2 separate regions of the Homo sapiens genome follow, and region 2 is linked to region 1. A link is a loop called in an ENCODE intact Hi-C map of the cell type or tissue named here. Cell type or tissue: IMR-90. All regions are shown on one strand. Region 1 overlaps CUL4A (cullin 4A). Region 2 overlaps F10-AS2 (F10 antisense RNA 2).

Region 1 (2,500 bases):
TATGTAAAACTCATGACTGTGTCACTTGCCACAGTAATAAGAGGGTCTTTTCTCTGTTGTGTTTTGTGATTAATGGTTGCCTTTAAGATATTCAAACAGATTTTGAAAAAATTCAAAATTCAGAAAAAGTGGTTTTGTTCTCTGTTGTGTTTTGTGATTAGTGGTTGCCTTTAAGGTATTCAAACAGATTTGGTAGCATTTAATTCAAAGTGATGGTGTTCCGTTTCTGAAGTAACAAAAAAGTACATTTTACCATACTTGGATATTTTATTTATAAGCGACTTTTTTTCTGGTGTCTTCTTTTTGTAAAGTAACATTCATTCAGTAGTCTAATATCTATATTTTAGGTCACGATGTGTCATACAATTATTTCTATTAAAAGGCTTGAATTAAAAAAACTTTTTTTCTGGATATGCAAGTGACTGCATTGTAAAAATTATAAAAAATACAAAAAAGAAGACTTCAATCACCTATACTCCTACCACCCAAAGAAAACTACTGTTGACAGTTTGGTGTACATACATCCATTCTTTGTCTGAAGTGTAAGTGGATGATGTTTTCTTACCAGCTTTGAGATAGAGTCTACATATAATGTGCACTTCAGGAAGTTTTAACAGATGCATGCAGTTACGTAACCGGCACCACGGTCAAGATGGAATCTTTCTTGGTAGAATGGTAGAATATTGCTACCACCCCCGAAATTGCCATGACCACTTTTGCAGTCAGCCCTCTCCCCTGACTCCTAGCCCTTGGCGGTCCCCCATTTGCTTTCTGTTACTATATTTTGCGATTTCTAGAACCTTATCTAAATGCAGTCATGTATTTCATAGTCTTTTGTATCTGGCTTTCACTTAGGACAGTGCTTTTGAGATTCATGCACAACGCAGTGTGATTGTAATTTATTACCTAGTAGAATGGGTATACCACAGTTGTTTTATCCATTCACCAGTTAATGGACATTTGGGTGTCCATGTTTGGGGTTTTTTGTTTGTTTGTTCTTTGAGACGGAGTTTCACTCTTGTGGCCCAGGCTGGAGTGCCATGGCACGATCTTGGCTCACTGCAACCTCCACCTCGCAGGTTCAAGCGATTCTCCTGCCTCAGCCTCCCGAGTCGCTGGGATTACAGGCACCTGCCACCACGCCTGGCTAATTTTTGTATTTTTAGTAGAGTCGGGGTTTCGCCATGTTGGGCAGGCTGGTCTCAAACTCCTGACCTCAGGTGATCCACCCACCTCGGTCTCTCAAAGTGCTGGGTTTACCAGCATAAGCCACCGCGCCTGGCCTTGGGTTGTTTTAAATAAAGCTGCTGTAAACATTTGTGAATAACCCTTTGTTTGGACATATATTCTTACTCCTCTCAGGTGAGTTCTGCTTACTTCTTTATCTAGAAGTAAGTTCTCAGGGTCATATGGAAAATGTATGTTTAACTTTGTACGGAATTTCTTGTTTTTGCAAGTGACTGCCCCTTTTGCGTCTCTCCCAGCAGTGTATGGGAGCTCCGGTTCCACTCCGCCACCAGCGTGTGCGTCTCTCCCAGCAGTGTATGGGAGCTCCAGTTCCACTCCGCCACCAGCGTGTGGTGTCCTCAGTCTGTAACTTTAGCTGTGCTTGTGGGTGTGTGGTGGAGTGTCATTGTAGTTTTAGTTTGCATTTCCCTCTGATGCTAAGCATCTTTGTATTTACTTGCCATTCTATGTATCTTCGTTGACGAAGTGTCTATTTAAATATTTTGCTCATTTTTATTGGGTTGGTTATTTTCTTATTATTGAGTATTTGAGTTTATTATGTATTCTGGATACAAGTCCTGTATCAGATATTCGCCTTGCAAATACTTTCTGCCTAGTCTTCAACTTGTCTTTTGATTCTCTTAACTGTGCCATTTGAAGAGTAATTGTTTTAAGTTTTCAAGTCACATGTATCAGTTTGTTCTTCTATGGATTGTGCTTTTAGTATCCAAGAAATCTTGCTTAATCTGAGGTCACAAAGTTTTCTCTTATACTTTCTTCCAGACATTTTAGAGTTTTAGGTTTTACATCTAGGTCTACGATCTATGTAGAGTGAATTTTTGTATATATTGTGAAATACAAATCTAGAGTCAGAGTCGGGTGCAGTGGCTCATGCCTGTAATCCCAGCACTTTGGGAGGCCAAGGTGGGTAGATCGCCTGAGCGTCAGGATTTTGAGACCAGCCTGGCCAACATGGTGAAACCCCATCTCTACTAAAAGTACAAAAAATTAGCCGGGCGTGGTGGCAGGCACCTGTAATCCCAGCTACTTGGGAGGCTGAGGCCGGAGAATCGCTTGAACCCGGGAGGCGGAGGTTGCAGTGAGCCGAGGTTGTGCCACTGTACTCCAGCCTGAGCAACAGAGTGAGACTCCATTTCAAAAAAATACAAAGAAAAGTCTAGAGTCAGTGTTTTCCCTGCAAATGTCCAGTTTTTCAGTCTCTTTTCCCCTACTGAATTGCCTTTGCTCCTTTGTCAAAAACCACGTAGGAGTA
Region 2 (2,500 bases), 59 kb before region 1:
ATATCGTCTTCATAAGTAAAGGCAAGTGGGCTAAACCTATGTCATCTCCGTGTTAACTCAGAATAGTCTAGGCCTGGGCCAGGGGACACTTTGTGATCTGAGACCCCCAGAATTCCCTGAGGGAGGCCCAGCTCTGTTTCGGGAAATAACTGAAGCGGCTGTTTGTGCGAGGTGAGACCCTGAGGACCGAGAGCAGCAGGAGGTCATGGTGGGGAGCAAAAACGGGAAAAGTGATTCCGCCTGAGACTGAGGGAGAGAGAACCCAGGTGAGACCCTGAGGACTGTGAGCAGCAGGAGGTCACGGTGGGGAGTAAAGATGGGAAAAGTGATTCCGCCTGAGAGTGAGGGAGAGAGAACAGAGGTGAGACCCTGAGGACCGAGAGCAGCAGGAGGTCACGGTGGGGAGTAAAGATGGGAAAAGTGATTCCGCCTGAGAGTGAGGGAGAGAGAACAGAGGTGAGACCCTGAGGACCGAGAGCAGCAGGAGGTCACGGTGGGGAGTAAAGATGGGAAAAGTGATTCCGCCTGAGAGTGAGGGAGAGAGAACAGAGGTGAGACCCTGAGGACCGAGAGCAGCAGGAGGTCACGGTGGGGAGCGAAGGTGGGAGAAGTGATTCCGCCTGAGAGTGAGGGAGAGAGAACCTGCAGCAGCCCCATCGCCTCCCCCAGTGACACCTCCCCTCCCCCTGAGCAGGAAGGGGAGCTTTGGGGCGTCCACCTCTGGAGGACGAAGGTGAGAGCGGGTGTCGGGGGCCTGGTGGGGCAGGGAGGCCCTTGTGGGTGCTGGGAGACCAGCCTGTGTGGGTCCAGAGCTGCGCTTGGATGGGGAGATGGGCCTGCCGTCTGGGAACACGCAGCCCAGGCTGTGAGGAAGAGGAAGCAGGAATGAGAGCTTCAGCCAGGACAGCTGGTGGACGGCAGACCTCGGCCCCACCATCACTGTCATGGAGCCATCTCAGCAGGGCTGGGGGTTAAGCTCCCGTTTAGAAGGACCCCACTCCACAGCCACGGGGTAGCCACTGATGTGGGCAAGCGCCCGCCATGAAGACCCCACCTTGGTGGAAGGGCACTGAGAAACTGGACACCCTCGAGACTCAGAGGATCACCTCAGAACTGGCCTGTTAACTATGCCAGGAAAGCATGCCTTTAGCGTGGCAAAACCTGGGGACCCAGCCTCCTCCTGAGCCGAAGGCAGGGGGCTGCCAAAACACTGTCTAAGCAGAGCCCGATCCTGAGTCAGGCAAGTCCAGATGGAGGAAACCATAGACTCTTAAAAAACGTCAGCGTCAGCAAAGACCAGAAACAGCCAGTGACTCTGCAGTCAGTGAGACCAGAGGAGTCTGCAGGCTGCCAGGAGAGCGAGGGAGACTGCTGGGGGTTCCCGTCAGACAGCGCTCAGCGGGGGCGAGGGGAGAGGGAGAGAGGCAGAGCCAGAGAGACAAAAAGAAAGAGAGACAGAGACAGAGAGAAAGAGAGAGACAGAGACAGAGAGAAAGAGAGAGACAGAGACAGAGAGAAAGAGAGAGACAGAGACAGAGAGAAAGAGAGAGACAGAGACAAAGAGAAAGAGAGAGACAGAGAAAGAGAAACAGAGGGGAGGGAGTAAGTCCAGGTAAAAAACAAACAAAAAAATTGAGAATAGAACAAGAGAGAAACAGAGACATGGAGACACAGAGAAAGACACAGTGAGACACAGGAGACAGAGACAGAGAGAGATGCTGAGAGACAGACAGGGAGAGGGAGAGAGAGAGGAGACACCAAGACACAAAGAGGGCGGAGAGACAGACACAGAAAGAGGGAGACAGCGGGGCTGGATGGACGTGTGGCCGGGCCAGTGGGGAGGAGAGACGAGTCCGCAGACAGCGTTCAGAGGCCGCGCTGCCTGGGTGCTGAGCCGTCCCGGGGTTCACGGTCGCAGTTTGTCCTTACAAAACGCCCAGCCGCCCCGACCTGTGGTGCTTAGGGAGGACCTACCTGGCTGTGCCGGTCTGAGAAGGGGCCAGTGAGGCCCGGTGCGGGTACGGGCGGGTGCAGATGCAGCCAGGAGGACGGGCGGGAGCGGGGGCCTGTCCCACACGGGGGCCTCGGCAGCACCGGCATGGCTGGAGGCCAGTACGGCCAGGTGTGGCGGGAGGGAGCGCCGTCTGGCTTGGGTCGTCCATCCTGACAGGACGCTGCAAGGGCAGGAGCCCCGCGCCCCGTGTCCTGCGCCCCCGCTCGAGGACAAGCCCCAGCCGCCGGTCTCCGCTGGGTTCCGACAGGCCTTGCTGGGAGGCCTTGCTGGGAGCTGGGGGTCGAGGCTCACAGACTGCGCTGACCCCAGCAGGCACAGCTGGGTCCAGGGACTCGGGAACTCGCAGCCTGACGCGGGCCGGACCCCCGGGGTGGGTGCTGAGGGCCTCGGATGCCCTCCCTGGCTGGACGTTGTGGCTGTGCTGATACTGAGCGGTAACCCTAGGAAGGAGAGTCCCCTGGGCTCAGCTACCCGGGACAAGGTCAA

The links. Hi-C counts contacts between places; a loop is a spot of excess contacts. Peaks named below come from ENCODE experiments on the same cell type or tissue, not always from the same donor. Only the 100,000 strongest peaks of a DNase experiment are listed, where the experiment ranks them.
Region 2: a loop joins it to region 1, with 7 times the contacts of the local background. A loop is called at or near these places in 47 of 110 quality-filtered maps.

Annotation. Positions count from the first base shown.
Region 1 is chr13:113,210,401-113,212,900 of GRCh38, forward strand. The region is part of intron 2 of CUL4A (cullin 4A); the gene reads left to right. Among named protein-coding and RNA genes, the nearest start is that of CUL4A, 2.0 kb to the left of the region's middle. In IMR-90, a CTCF peak has its summit at 1,540; no DNase peak of the experiment used is centred here; H3K4me3 peaks cover 458 bases.
Region 2 is chr13:113,151,170-113,153,669 of GRCh38, forward strand. F10-AS2 (F10 antisense RNA 2) reads right to left here. Exons shown (of 3, transcript XM_011537532.4): 2 at 1,975-2,500. Among named protein-coding and RNA genes, the nearest start is that of F10-AS2, 1.6 kb to the right of the region's middle. In IMR-90, no CTCF peak of the experiment used is centred here; a DNase peak (open chromatin) is centred at 1,282; H3K4me3 peaks cover 62 bases; H3K27ac peaks cover 262 bases.